Regions from separate parts of the Homo sapiens genome. Here region 2 is linked to region 1. The links are chromatin loops, found by intact Hi-C in ENCODE. Cell type or tissue: endothelial cell of umbilical vein. All regions are shown on one strand.

The links. Peaks named below come from ENCODE experiments on the same cell type or tissue, not always from the same donor. Only the 100,000 strongest peaks of a DNase experiment are listed, where the experiment ranks them.
Region 2: it touches region 1 in a loop (8-fold over the local background); 2 of 110 quality-filtered maps call a loop at or near these places.

What each region holds. Positions count from the first base shown.
Region 1 is chr11:96,302,972-96,310,971 of GRCh38, reverse strand. All of the region lies in intron 1 of MAML2 (mastermind like transcriptional coactivator 2), which reads left to right. Among named protein-coding and RNA genes, the nearest start is that of MIR1260B, 34 kb to the left of the region's middle. In endothelial cell of umbilical vein, no CTCF peak of the experiment used is centred here; DNase peaks (open chromatin) are centred at 1,751, 3,021, 3,881 and 7,731; H3K4me3 peaks cover 629 bases; H3K27ac peaks cover 5,449 bases.
Region 2 is chr11:96,007,700-96,015,699 of GRCh38, reverse strand. The region is part of intron 2 of MAML2 (mastermind like transcriptional coactivator 2); the gene reads left to right. Among named protein-coding and RNA genes, the nearest start is that of MTMR2, 88 kb to the right of the region's middle. RefSeq lists an enhancer at 3,060-3,663. In endothelial cell of umbilical vein, a CTCF peak has its summit at 3,525; a DNase peak (open chromatin) is centred at 3,389.

The sequences.
Region 1 (8,000 bases):
TGTTAGCCATTGAACACATTTCTTGGGCTATTTATTGCCACTTTTCTGGTATATGGTTAACATATTCACCTACATTTGCATAAATGATATTGTAAAATATGCCTTAGAAGAGTCCCATGCATTCACATAGCAGATTATAGCTTATAAAGAAATTTCTCATTTTATTTTTACAACACTGGACGCAGAAGAGTTGACCATATTTTCCCTTTTTACACCTGGGGAGACTGAGGCTCAGAGAGGCACAGTGACTTAATTTGAATTGACTTGCGTGAAGAGTCAAACCAGCAGACTCTTTAGTCCAGTGCTTCTTATTATATATGAGAAAGCATGTTATAAATTACTGACACCACAGTATTGCCAACCTAAGGACTAGGAAGAAAGGGCTTACATGTTTCTTGCTTTAATAATATGTGAATTAGAAAAGGTATTCAAGAAGATACAGGGTTAGAATGTGTATCTTTCTTTTATGTACTGAAATGTTTCAACTCATATGCAGCAATGTGGTAACTTGAAAGATGATTCCAGAGATTTCATGCTTCTGGCAGTTTCAGGTCACATTGGGGTGAAATTTGACATACTGTAGTCATCCCCAAGGTAATAATGTTGATGAAATGGTATAAACCCTGATACATTCTTAAGCAAAATGAATCTAAAAGTTTGTTTCAAAATTTTTAACGTTTTATGTTGCTCTGACTTTCCATATACTGATTTTTACATTACTTAGTGAAAAAAAAAATAACCTTTAGCTTCTGACAACAAAAACATTTTAGCTATTTTTTTATAGTAGGCTTCTTTGCATATCAGTTCTCAGTTTATGTATAGAAGAATTTCCTTTTCACGTAATCACAGTATAAACTGATTTCTTGGCTCCAAATATGATGATAGTTTTTTAAAAGAGCAAGAAGCAAGTATGCTCCCTATATGTCATCATATACATTTTGGAAACTTCAGAGTCTTAAAAATCATTCTGACCAGGTGTGGTGGCTCACACCTGTAATCCAATCACTTCTGAAGGCCAAAGCTGGTAGACTGCTTGAGTCCAGGAGTTTAAGACCGGCCTAGTCAACATGGCAAAAACCCATCTCTACAAAAAAAAATGTATAAATTAGCTGGGCGTGGTGGCATGTTATCTGTAGTTCCAGCTACGTGGGAGGCTGAGGTGGGAGGAATACCTGAGCCTGGAGAGGTCGGGACCTCAGTAAGCCGTGACTGCACCACTGCACTCCAGCCTAGGTGGCAGAGTGAGACCCTGTCTCAGAAAAAAAAAAAAAAAAATTGTTCCTTTGGGAGGTGGAATATCACAGTAGTCAATACCTTGGGCACTAGAATCCAAGCTCTACCATTTATTAACTGAGCAAATTGAGGGAAATTATTTAATTCTAAGGCTTTAATTCCACCATCTATGAAATGGTGATGTAGCAAAACCTGCCTAACAGGGATGGTGGCAAGATTAAGGGAGAGTGAGCAGGTAGTTACTGTGCTCAGTGTTAGATACTATCTTCATCATCGTCATCCATGATGATCTTAGCAATCCTGCTACTGGGTTGAATGAAGTTCTCTGTACAGATTCCATGGCTGTAGGTAAGAATGAATTACTCATAATTGTGAGCAGAATAATGTGTGGTAAACAAATTATGCAGTTATTCGAATCCTTCTACTAAATCACAACTATAGGGTTAAACTAAAGGGCAGTTTTGAAACTGACCTCTGGGTGTGAATGCATTGTCAAGCACTTCATACTAAAACACAATGGCATTCCAAATCCCAGTATGATGCTAGACACAATGGATTACTCATTTCAGTGGGAGTACATTCTCTCCAAAAACCCAAAAACATTCACCCAGAACTTTCAAGACAAAAGACATTGCCAGCTAACACCAGCAAGGGCACTTAGTTTTCTTCCTTTCTCTATCTTTTACTTCTCTGTTTTGCTGAACTTAACTAATGAGTTATTTTCATTTTATTGTATTGTATTTTATGCCATGAATTATTTGTTTATGCTGCAGCATTTTTACATTTGGACAAGAGTACACAGAGCAGAAAGTATATAGCACATGTATGGTTCACTGTGTATAGATAAATGAAGCATTCATTCATTCAATAAATATTTGCTCAGTATCCATTGTGTGTAAGACATGAGGTTAGCTACATGGTCCCCAGCTTCAAGGTCTTTACATTCTAATAGGAAGACATATAAGAAACAAGCAAACAAACTAAAAAATATACATTATTATAGCTAGTCATTTTTTATAAAGCACAAGTTTCTTTAAATTTAAGCTGAAACATAAAGAAGTAGGAAGTAGCCATGGATGTAATTTTTGGGAAGTGTATTCTGAGATGTTAGAGCAACTCTGATGCAAAGTACCATTTGTTTATTTAGCTTAATATTTTATGTCTAAAGTAGGTTTCTTACTGATAAAAATTGCAACATAATTAGATTTTGGGTATGGGAAATGATTGGATAATAAAGAATAAAACATAATCAGGTATGCAGTAAGTGAAAAGTTGATGTCAGAATTTCCAGTAATACTGTAATTATGTAAATTGTCACTAAAATGGATTTTGAGGGTTAGTACTTAAATACACAGAGTCTTGAATGACACAGCAGTCACCCATATGTATGTTAGAGATGCTTCAGTTATATTTCAGAATTCTACTATTGTTTAGTAAATCACTGGATTTTTTTTTCCTCCTTGTGGTTTAGGATAGCATTGAAATATCTTGGTATAATTACTTCCATACTTTGTCATTAGTATTTTATATTCTTTATTACATGGACTAATGCCCCACCACCACTGCCCCCCAAATTTTAGCTATGCTGAAATGAAACTCCCTCTGAAATTTTGATTTCTGAGGTCGGGTGATCCCAAATGTAAACTATAACACTGTGTAAGGCCTGAGTCTAGAATTGTAAAGAAGCCAGAATCTTCCATGAGCATGCGCAGGGCTTTACCATAATTCCAGAGTAGAACAATCAGCATTCAAAACCACATGAAGCCAGGACTCTCTTCCACCCTCCTCTTCCTTTCCCCTATAAAATGATATCCACCCATGAGTCATAGGCCATTCATTCCCTTGGGTTCACTATTAGTTCTGTTCCTGAACTCTCATGGGCCATCAAATGAAAATAAAATTAATACACACGAAGAGATTATCATTTTAGGGGATTTGTGGGAGCCCAGACACTTTTTATGAGAAGAGACTGGCACCCCTAAGGATGTTATTTGAATCTGAAAAGAAGCGGTCATAAAGGAAGTGGTGCTGCTTTAATCTGCTGTACGGAGCTGCCACCCTGCTCTTACTGCTAGGCAGCCTTCCCATATGAGCAGAATGATCATTCCCTTGGAGAAAGCAGCTGAGGTTTGAAAGCCGTTCCAATTTTGCAGTTTCAGGAATGTGTCGGAGTTGCAGCTTTAAGATGGCATTTCCCCCTCCCCAGCTGCTGTCGAGAGTGCCTGGGCTAGATGTGAATGGGAGTTTTGTATGAAGATTGTGAGTGAGCCAGAGCCACTGGGTAATCAGGGCAGCAAGGCACATTAAGGAATATACTTTAAGGGATATATTTAAGGAATATACTTTTCATACAGCCTCTCACTCTTCCTTTACAGTAAAAGCATAAGTAAAACTTCCCTATGCTCCTGTACTTATCCTGCTTTTGGTCTGACTTTAAGCTCAGCACTGAAGGCAACTTGATCTCCGTTGCTATCTCCTTTCATAGATGATAATGAGCACAGTTCTAAGAGGCTGGCTGCAATGATATCCTTTGCTGTTAGAAAAGGAAAGCGGGAGCAGGGATTGGAGTGATTGTTTGCTGTGTTGGTGACTGTGATGTTGCCATGGGAAAGCTCAAGACTTCAGGAGAGTTTGTATTTTGTTGGGCGAGGTGCCAAACTGTTGTGACTTATTACAGCCGTGTGAGTGAGCTGTACAGAACAGTATCCTGTGTAGCAATTCAAAGGGCAGGATCACTTTAATCAGGGAAAGATAGAGTGCTGAGTATTCACATTACGCTTTATTTCAACTTGGAAATGATAAACAAACCTAACATTTTGGTAGTCTCTGGGTTTGCTCTTTTAACTTTGGAGAAAAAAAAGAATCAATTCCTCGTGCTCACTCCAACTGAAAAGCAAAACAAAAATGTTTCTGCTTTACATATAAAGACCCCTTGTAACGAATGGTGTGCTCTCAAGTAACCACTCCACCCGCAAATGCTAGTTCATCTTGACTCAGCCTCAAGGAAAGAAAAAATTCACAGGCCAAGTTGATTTGGTGTGAAAAAAATAGTGTAAGTTTGGGAAGGTTTCTTTTCAATTTAGACTGAGGACATTCCTCTGCCTCACTTACCTGGGAAAGTCAGCCTTTTTACCCCTAGTATTGGCAAAATACATGGCCCAGTCTAGATGTTCAGTCGTTGTCTAACTATGCTGAAGGCAAGGAGTTTTCTTTGAGGTTTTATGAAAAATTAATACATAGATCCACATAAAGGAAAATTCTGGAGCTTGGAGAACTGTTTTGACCTTTCAAGTCACAAAGGGAGCTAGGTTCAGTCCCCTTTTTGCAGTAGTCAACACAGCCCTAATTCTTTAGGGAGATGCCAAGCCTCCATATCATTTTGTGCTGTGTAGACATTGCCTAGAAGTTCCCTTGGAGCCAAGTCTTTTGAAGCTTTTTGATCCATTCCAGGGAACTCTTGGAAGAGGAGAGAAGAGCTTCACAATTTCCATTTTTAGCCTAAAACAGATGTCAACATGTTAACTCTTCTTCATTTGATATTGTGGGCCTGGGCTCGTGCAGTGATCAAAGGCACAACTGAAGTGCACAACTGAAGTGCTCCATATTTTCAGAATATATGTTTATTGAGAGACTTGTAGAAAACTATATATGTATATGTTATGTATATAATTATATATACATAATTTGATACTCAAGGCAGCTATGACGTCTTGCAGCATAACAAGAAGAAAGGTATGTTTCTTATTGTGAGATATTAAAGTTTCATATGATACATTTTAAATGTTCATTTTCTAGGAGCATTTCACTTTGTCTTTTAAAAACACTTTTCAGAATGTTTATACTTGTGTTTGTTGCTTTGTAGTTTTATTTGGTTGCCAGGTTAGCTATTTATTTTCACCCAGTTTAACCTCTGAGGGACATATTTTGCATAGAGACAGATGTTTTTATCTGCCTTAATTTCCAGTTACCGTACTTCTAAGTTCTAGTAACATTCAGAATAGTTCATCATAGAAGTTGTGGAAACTTTTTCTAACATAGAAAAAATTCCCTTTGTGTATTAGATGACTTGAATAGTAACTTACAGATATCTAGACATTTGGGAATCAGAGAATTGATGAGACTTTCTTTTTGCCAAAGTTTTTTCATATAGTACAGTTTCACATGTATTTTAATATAGAATACATCCTGTCTCATTATTATTATTCAAATAGACTTTATTTTTTAGAGCAGTGTATGTTCACAAGAAAATTGAGTGGAAAATACAAAGAGTTCCCAGATACTCCCAGTTCCCTATCCATGCATAGTCACCCCCATTATCACCATCCTCCACCAGAGTGGTATGTTTGTTGCAATTAGTGGACCTACATTGACACACCACTATCACCCAAGGTCTGTAGTTGACATTAGGATTCACTCTTGGTGTTGTATTCTGTGGGCTCTGATAAATATATAATAATGTACATCTTTCATTATATTATCATAGAGTATTTTACTGCTCTAAAAATCCTCTGTGCTCTGCCTGTTTATCCTTCCCTCTCCCTTAACTGCAGGCAACTACTGATCTTTTTACTGTTTCCATATTATTTTAAAATGTAATAGCTTTAATTTTAAAATATTACACTAAAATGTGAAAGTTACTGAAAAATGGATTAAAGTGTATATATTTTTTGGCCTCAGAACTCAGTTTTTGCATTGAGAAGTTGTTATAAATGGTGCATCTCTAATTCCTTTTCCTTAAGTGAGAATTTATTGACCTAATAATAATATTTCAGAATGTTATTCTCAGTCAAGAGAATTGTATCTTTATAGGACTTCGGAATTTTTCAATAGTGGTTGAGTCAGGAGCTTCTCAAATAGAAGAAACATAAACAGCATAACATAGCATAAACACATTTAGTTGTTTTTATTTTTTTCTTTAAGGTCCCTTTATCCTGAATCACAGTGGTGTAACATCATTGTGATTTGGGCTATGTTTCTGGAGCACTTTATGCAGTTAGCTGTCTCTGTATCTCCTCTGCCTGCTGCAAGAAGAGTTTATATGAATACATTCATTACTTGCAGATGTACAAAAAGTTACCGAGGAAATTAGGACTAATAGGAAGCATTCATTCTGTTTGAAGTAGATGCCATGAAATGTAATAGGATGGTCTTCTAGATAAAGAAAAACCTGGGTGCCACTCTCAGGATACAGTATTGGCTGGATCGGGGGACCATCTCTCTCCTTGGTTGAATCCACATTAACCAATGTCTCCCAACTTATGTTTTAACTGTCACTGTACTTCCAAACTGGCCTCTCATCCCATAATCTATCCTCTATCATTTGCCAGTTAAATTCCTAAAAATGCAACTCTTTTTGTCTCAAGTCTCCACTTAAAATCTTTAAATGGCACCCCAAATTCCAAGCTTCCTCATCAACCCTTTTGTGGATCTCAGTGTCAGAAGGAGTTTAGGCTCTTTCCTGGAAACATGACTATGATAGGAGTCAGCCTGACTTCTTATTCTAAGGGGTGAGAGAGTGAACCAGGCCTCAGCAGTAGAATCAGTGTCCCCTCCTCAGAATCTGTACACTGTGATAAGAGAGGCTTGAAACTGACTTGCAAGAAGTAGGGCTGAAGCAGCTTTCACAGATTTAACGGGAGACTGGAATGAGCAGATTCTGTGATGATCAAAGATCAAACGGTGCTGAATTCGAGAAGGAGGTACAGACATTAATGGATAAAGATTGAGGGCCACTCTGGATCCTGGCACCCACTTCCTTGCTCATAGTAATTGTGCACTACATATTTGGTGACAAGATTAGCTGGCCCACAGCAGCAGTTCTCAGATTATATTTTTTCTTTTTGTTTTCTCAGACATTCTGGAGAGAGGATAAGGGGGATAGGGAATGTGTCAGCTCTGGCAGCCTTGGGTGAGGCCAGGATTTATACAGAAGTACCCCAGCCTTTTGTGGGCGCCAGGTGTAGCTTGGGCAGCATGCCTGACCTGCTGCCCACTTGTGCCCCTTAAGAACTCATTTTCTTAAATCTGTTCTTGCTGGACACTCATTGTGTGTCTTGTATTCAGCCTATCTTATTCACAGGCCAGTGACCTAGTCACTATTGCTAAGATATAATTTTGGCATTGAAACAGCTCAAAGGAGGAAAGGAAAATAGACCTCTTTACTTTCTTTTATTATAAAAAATTTATATGGGCCACACTGGGATTTTTAGAAGGGCTGTGTTTGTAGTTTTTTGTATATGGTTTCAGTATATACTTACCTCAGAACTCACAGAATAATGGTTCCTATACTCTTACTCTATGGCACATTCCATGAGGAAAATTGTTATATATAGATAACTATAATTCTAGAAAGATTACCAAAGGAAACAGCACATCAGTTGTACTTTGAGATTACATAATATCTTAACATTGGAGCAATTTTTATATTGGTAAATTATACTTCCATAAAGTTAACAAATACACCACTGTTTGAGGAAATGATTCAGAGTGCCAGAGTAGGGAGTTTTATCTCTCCTGTTGAATGTGTGAGTCATGTGCTGCACTTTTTTGAGCAAAGTATAGAGAACATTGGCAGCAGAATATTAAAACTACATGATGGTCAATGTTGACTGAAGGCTTAATACAAATGAGCCCGTGAATGTATTATAAATTGTCAGGGCCATTTTATAAAGCATTTTGGCAATATCTTTCAGGAGCTGTACTAATATCTGTGCCCTTTGACTCAATAATTTCACTTCTTGGAATCTCTCAGAGGAAAGAATCCAAAA
Region 2 (8,000 bases), 300 kb after region 1:
CAATTCACTTATTTTTCAGGTCACTTTGGTCTTCCCCATGGCATAAAGGATCTTCTACACATTTTGGTACACATGGGTCATCACTAATATGTCTTCATGAATTGCCCCCCCCCCCTTTTTTTTTTTTTTTGCCTTCTTAGCACTTTCATTTTATGGTTAGCTCTTCCACATCTATTGAATTGGCCCAATAGAAAACATGTCAGAAGCTTCATTCTTTTATATTTCACAGTAAACCATAATGGTCAACCAGCTGGAGTACAGTGTTTACAAAATACTTTTTACACATATTATCTCAATTAAAACTCACTGCTACCCTGGGAATTGGGCACCTTACTACTTTTATAGATGAGGAAACTGGGGTTTGGAAAAATGAAGCTACTTATTCAACGTCATATTACTCCTATATCAAATGCAGATCCTATATAACTGAACTGTACTGTTATGTAGTAGCTTAAATTGCTTCATGTTTCCATATGAAGTGCCAATAGTATAGATTTACCACCACTTTAGATCAAGGGCTCTGGCTGCCTTAGTTTTGTATTATTTCTTTTCGGATATTATGGCAGGGCTCTGGAGTCAGGCTGCCTGAGATAGACTTTTGGCTCAATCACTGACTAACTAGATGAAGTATTTAGCTTCTCCAAATGTCAGTTCTCTCATCTATAAAATGGAGATACTAATAGGGTGGCTAGTACATAGATGGTTATTATAGTTATGAAATGTGATCGTGTATAAAGTGCCCAGTGTAGTGACTGATATGGAGAAAGTGTCCAACACATGATAGCTATTATAGTTATTGATGAATTAATGACTCAAACATGCATTGGAATTTCTTTGAGATTTGCATACCCCATGATTTGGAAATTGCTTCAATGTTCCATGCCATCTACACATAGTTTTAAGTCCTTTAACTTGTAATTGATTTAAGTCTTTGTTCTAAGACTTTGACATAAGCCCCCAAATGTTACAAGTGGAGCTTCAAATTAGAGAAAGAGGATAAGCAGACCAGTTCAAGTCAAATATTGTTTTAAAAGTATGTTTGTGTGAGGTGAAGTTGACGTACCCTAACTGCAGAGATAACACAGAACCAGTTAGAGTTTTTTACTACAAGTTGAATTGAGTCAAAATAATCAATTGGTTGGTTTGTAAGAATGTAGTTTGAGACCACCTGAAAACCTGAAAGCTTTCTCTCTACAATTCATCACTGTTTTCCTTCTCAGTTCAGAGTTCACCGATGTTAGTTTTAAATGTTGATTCCAGGAGGCTGTGGTTAAGTTCATTTTCTGAATGTGGTTTCCTCTCAGGCTGCTTTGATATTAATGTGAGTCAACAACCACTGTGTCATCCCTGTCGCAAGGATCCCTGTGGAGAGCCTAGTTACCAATAATAAGGTAGTCTTTTTGTTCGTAGAGTGGCATTGTCATTTCCCATTCCTCAGTGAATATACTCAGTTTAAAGAAACTGCAGCTGTATACTAAAATGCTGAGTATACTGGGAGAATTGCATATTTTATACTTTTGAGACAAGAAAGATTCCCTTGTCCCCCTCGCAGGGTGTGAGATGGGGAAGTGGCTCGCTTCATCAGTGCCCCGCTGATCAAACCTCTAAGGGAGCATACATACAGGCAGGCTGTGGGGCTGCGACCCCACGGCCATGTCTAGGGGTGAATGTTTACGGCTCCTGAAGCCCCAGTGGGCATGTGTTACAGCGTGCTCTCTTAGTTTGCTGTCTATAGGTGGCTTGTGTTAACCAGCTCAATTAGATCCCCTTCCTTATCACAAGGACAGAGGGCTTTCTGTATCCTGGGTTCCTGCCTTGGTGTACAGGAAGAATCAGATCACACGTGGGCTTGAAGAAAGAATGCAAAGTTTTATTTAGTGGAAGTAGCTCTCAGCAGATGGAGGAACCAGAAGGAAGATGCTCTTTCCCTGGAGGTGGGCTGCTCGGTGGCCCTGGCTCTCCTCCAACAGCCCCACCTCGTCCCGCCAGTGTCCTGCTGACGGCCTGCAGGCGCCAGTGCTTGTGCGTGTGCTCCTCTGCCAGTGTGCTCCTCTCGACGTCTGGCTGCCTTTGTGTCTACTGCTAGGGTCTGGGGTTTTTATAGGCCCAGGATGGGGTTGTGGCAGGCCCAGGTGGTCTTGGGAAATGCAACATTTGGGCAGGAAGTGCCTGTCCTCACCTAGGTCGTTGGAGTGGAGCCCTTGCCAGGGACCTGCCTTTCTCTACCCAGTACTTTGCTTCCCCCATTCCATGTCATTTAAAGGGACCACACTCTTCCCTTCCTAGCAGTCCTGTATCACTTTGTGGTTGGATTTTATACTTTAGCTTTTATATTGTAGATGGACTAGTTATAATCTACTACATGAGCTACTGGAGACCTCACATTACTTAATTCTGATTACTTTGAAGAGAGAAGTGAATAGATACAAAGAATGCTTAGGGTTATCTCATTTTGTTGTTCTTAAATGTGACATTTGTTATTGGAAAAACAATATGTTTGTTGATACATAACCTACTTCCCTTGATCATTTTAAAAATTTCAATTAACCCTTGCCCCTCACCTCTCAGAAATCTGTATCTCATAACTCTCTCTTTTCACCTGAGCTCCTAGCAGTTTACAGGCAACATGGTCATCAGTGAAATGTACATGTTGAAAGAGAGAAAATAAAAACCCTCCAAGTTAGTCTGTTAAGGTGAATACATATGCTATTGCATGACCAACTAAGATAGATAATGCCCAGACAGGTCATAAAAAAGACACAGGAAAAGGGAACATTGAATAAAATGGTGGCAGCATTAGTTGACTTTATAATTCTGTTGCCTTGTGAAACAGAATTATTTGAAAGAGGTTTCTGAAAATGTTTTTGTTGCTTGTCAAAGCATGGTGCTTTGACAACACAGAAGCTATTTTTATGTAGAAACAGTAGTGAAGGTATCTTCTGTTCACTGCACAACTAAATTATAGCAACTTATCATTGTGTTGCTTAAGGAAACAAACAGATTTCAAAGGTTTATTCTAGAAAACAGTGTTTAATCAATTTCTTATACTGTCTTTGAACATAATCTAGTAAGCAGATGTGGAGTTAACGGCTTATTATGTTCATACTCCCTATATCCATTCAGAGTCTGCCAGGCTCAGAATAAAAGTCAAGACATGTGCACATAGAGACTCTGTAGATGTTTGTAGCATTTGAAATTAAAATAGTGAGAAGGCTGCCTGGGCGTCCCTTCAGACATGGCACAGTGGAGCACAGAGACAGGAAATATGCCAGACTGCCTCTGTAGGAGGCTGCTGTGAACACGTGCAGCAAGGAACAGGGAACCGCTTAATGATTAATCACTGTCAACCTTTGTTCTCGTTAAAGACTTGATTGTTGGACAAGGCTTGTAATGAGGGACTGTTTTGGTGTCTGTTGCTATGAGATTGTGTTCACTGATCCTCAGTTGATGTAAGCCGCTGTTCTCTTTTTGCCCAAGTCGAATGAACTTGAATGAAAATGCTCTCACAGTGCCTGCTAGTGGTGCTTTCAGAGGAGGTTCTGGGCATTCTGTTTACCAAATGCTACTGCAGCTCAAAAACGGAGAACAGGTAACTAAGAGTTTGGCTCAGCTGAATTTTGGCATATGAGATTTATGAAATTTTAGCAAATGTTTTAAAAGTTTGATTCTAAAAGACGTAAATAAAAGTAGATTTTATGGTAGTAATGGAATAAAAACCCTTCAACACACCCACACACCTTTTCTTTTTAACAAGCACAGATATTCAAGAATCAAAATTTTAAATTGTTACCATTTCTCTTGACTTCTATAAATAAAATATTAAATTGTGTTTTGCAAACCAAATTCTTAAACCACCAACTCATGTGAGAGGTGGGAATATGTCTTGGCATTTTCCTAAAGGCTAAGAAAAAAAATTCCATTTATTCTGTCATTGATTACAGCTTGCAGACTTTTATATAACCATTTTTTTGTTTGCTTGTTTTTAGATTCAAGGGGTACATGTGCAGATTTGCTCCATGGTTATATTGCATGATGATGAGGTTTGGGCTTCTATTGATCCCGTCACCCAAATAGTGAACATAGTACCCAATGGGTACTTTGTCTGCCCCAGCCTCTCTCCCACCCTCCCCCTTTTGGAGTCCCCAGTGTCTGTTGTTCCCAGCTTTATGTCCATGTGTACTCAATGTTTAGCTCTCACTTATAAGTGAGAACATATGGTATTTGGTTTTTCTTTCTGTGTTCATTCACTTACAAGAATGGCCTCCAGCTGCATCCATGTTGCTACAAAAGGACGTGATTTAATTCTTTTTTATGGCTATGTAGTATTTCATGGTGTATATGTACCATATTTTCTTACTAATTCAACATTGGTAGATACCTTGGTTGGTTCCATGTCTTTGCTTTTGTAAACAGTGTTGCAATGAACATATAAGTGCAGGTGGCTTTTTGGTAGAATGACTTATTTTCCTTTAAGGTAGATACTCAGTAATAGAATTGCTGGGTCAAATGGTAGTTCTATTTTTAGTTCCTTGAGAAATCTCCAAACTGCTTTCCACAGTGGCTGAACTACAATTCCCACCAGCAGTGCATAAGCATTCCCTTTTCTCTGCAACCTCATCAACATGTATTATATTTTGACTTTTTAATAAGAGCCATTCTGACTGATGAGAAATAGTAAGCATAACCATTTTTGAATATTTTACTGCAATAAAATATCAATGGAACATTTTAAAGGAGGAAAAAAACAGTATTTTTAAACTTTAAAGAATATTTTTCTGGATTAAAGTGACCTTATAAAACTCTGAATTTCTTCTAAACATAATTGCATCATCATGAAATTACTTTTAAAATATATACTTATATGAAAGTACTAATATAGAACAACTAAAACTGTTAGTGATATTCTCAGATTATGCTTACTATCCCCAGGCAAAAATATTTCTCTGTCTCTCTTTCTCTCTCTTTCTAACAAATGCAATCTGCTATAGTTTTTTGATGTGTCTGCATGAAGCAACTTTTCTTGTGTTTTACATCTGTATATAACTTTTTGGTTCAAAATACTATGTGTCTCTATTGTTCTCTCTTTTTTCATTCGCCACTATTCTTAACTCATCTACATTGTAATCAGGGAAGTTGAGTAGGGACTGTTTGTACCTCAAGAAATCTAAAATGTAGCCTCTGTCAGCATCCTATGCCCCTACCTGGTCTACAGGTAACTATGAATGTTCCACTTGATCCCAGAAGTGATTCTGTCTAACCCAAGGACCTGTCTCTTGTTAAGTGTCCCCTACATATAAAAGTAGGAAGGGACTGGGGAATGGCCAATCTGCCCCTGTATCTTCTAGTAGATTTGCTCTAAATCTTCCCACACAGGAAAATCAGTTTTTTATATAAATCTCTAAATAGTAATCCAGTTTTCTTAGAAATAGTCACAGTGTATAACTTGTAAACACTTTAATTTTCAAAGTCTTGCTTCTATGTTTAAATATGTATCCATATATAATTAGGATATAGAATGTAAATTTTCTCTGAACACAGTATCTATCTGTTGAAGTTATGATGGAGTAATATAATTAAGATAGAAAGCAGAAGGTTTATAATGATAATGATAACTATAATTGGTTTGGTCTTTTAAGACATATTACAGTTTGCAGTAAGTAGATCATTCCCGAAGCTCCAAATTGTTCCTGATTCAGTTCATAGAACTGCAACCCTCTAAGGAACATCTTTTCATAACCCACGCCTTATAAATCCTGTTAGGCCTGATTGGTTTTTTATCCTTGACCATAGATACTTATATTAAGGAATACATGACCTTTTTGTAAAATTGGTTCTTGAACAGATGTCCTTGGGCAATATTTCTAGTAGCTGACCTAAAATCCTAGGGCTAGGGGGAAAACGTATCAAAATAAATCACTCTCTACACAACATTGTGAATTATTATTTGCATTTAAATAGAAACAGTACAGCCCTCCTTCACTGTAACAAATGTTTACAGGTAAATAACTGTGCTTTTCCTGGCTTCCCTAAGAAGTGAAGATATATGTCAATGCTTACGTTGTTTTCTTCTACCTTCTGAAGAGCAGTGCAGTAGAGTAGTAAGTACACAGTTGGTTCTACTAATGTTAGATTTGACTGGAAGTTATTCACCACATACCAATAGTCTCTCCTTGATTTCTTTGTAAATAACAAATATAGTTAAATTACTGAAATAAACTAAATTATTCAGATCTTTAGTGCTTTCCCTATATATAAAAAAGAAACCATTCCACTTTATCTTATGACCAGGACCCAGTTAAATTCAAAGATTAGCACCTTCCTGGTATAGAAAGCAATAGTAGGGTGTTTGAATGAATGGCATATTATCTGGGGAAAAGCCATGAACCCAGCTGTCAGATCAAGGTAAAGAAAATACGTGAGAAAATATTTAGATTTAATGAAGATGTAAAGGAAAAGTTGCAGCGCTGAGGTGCAGAAGGACTGCTATACATGCGAATGGCCATCGTTAGCATTAAGTGATTAAAGGAACTGAATTGTTCTTCCTTCCATATGACCTATATGGCTAGTCAATTGCACATTAATATTACATCTAACAATATTATTTTGCCTCCAAAGAACTCAAAATACTTTCATTTAGTTAACTCTCAAAATATTTATTAACATAACACCTTCCCCAAATGAAGTACTATTGCTTACCCAATACCTTGAAAAAAGCAACTTTTAAAAATGATGCTAGAATTTCAGCGGTGTCAATACAGCTGTGTCTTCAGGAAGAAAACTGAAGTGAATACCTGGCAAGGGTTAGATAAATATGATGAACTTCAACCAAAAATCTATCAAGGAAATCATGTCCTGGGATGAGATAATCAAGCTGTTCATTTTATACCAAAACAGCTAGTTGACTCCGTTAGTTTAGTTAAATAATTTTTAGGCCAATTATTTGGCAACATGTACATGAAGCAAATAGTTGACTGATTTTAAATTTCCATGATACTCAGTGGTGTGGCATTTCTCATGCTTGGCCCAAGTTCTGTTAACTTTATGGAGAAGAGGGCTGTTTTTAAAACTTGTTTTTGTTTTTCTTCTGAGGATGGCTAGATAACAATATTTTCAAATTCTAAAGAGGATCTAATTGGCTCAAATTTAGTCACAGTTTTGATTTAAATATTTAGAAATGTTCAGATATGTACTCAGTGAACTGTTATTTGGATCCAGCCAGCAGCTGAAAAGTTGTTCCAGTCCCAAATGTATATCATTTTAAAAAAGCACCACATGAATCTGGAAAGTACAAAACAATGTAAACATTGGTAACTGCACGATATATCAGTCTCCCTTCCTGCATTCTCTCCTGATCAGCAGTGAGGAACATAAGCCACAAATGTTTACCAAATTGAAAAATCACTGGACAGTTATGTTCAAATCAAGGATCTGTTTTCAGTTACAAGTAACTAGAATCCGATACAACCAACCTACCCAAATTGCTGAGGAAAAAAAAGGTTAAAAGTTCACGTAAATCTGTGTGTGTTGAATTTACATTCAAGGTTTTAATCACAAATGAAAAGGTTTATATATTATATTGAACTGACATTAATAAGTACTCCCAGGTAAAACATGTTGTTATATGATATGTAATATTGATATTCGTCATTTCACTGAAAAATTTTTTTTTTTTTTTTATACTTTAAGTTTTAGGGTACATGTGCACATTGTGCAGGTTAGTTACATATGTATACATGTGCCATGCTGGTGCGCTGCACCCACTAACTCGTCATCTAGCATTAGGTATATCTCCCAGTGCTACCCCTCCCCCCTCCCCCCACCCCACCACAGTCCCCAGAGTGTGATATTCCCCTTCCTGTGACCATGTGATCTCATTGTTCAATTCCCACCTATGAGTGAGAATATGCGGTGTTTGGTTTTTTGTTCTTGCGATAGTTTACTGAGAATGTTACTTTCTTAATAATATCTAAGTAATTATAAATCATGTTATAAATGAAGTT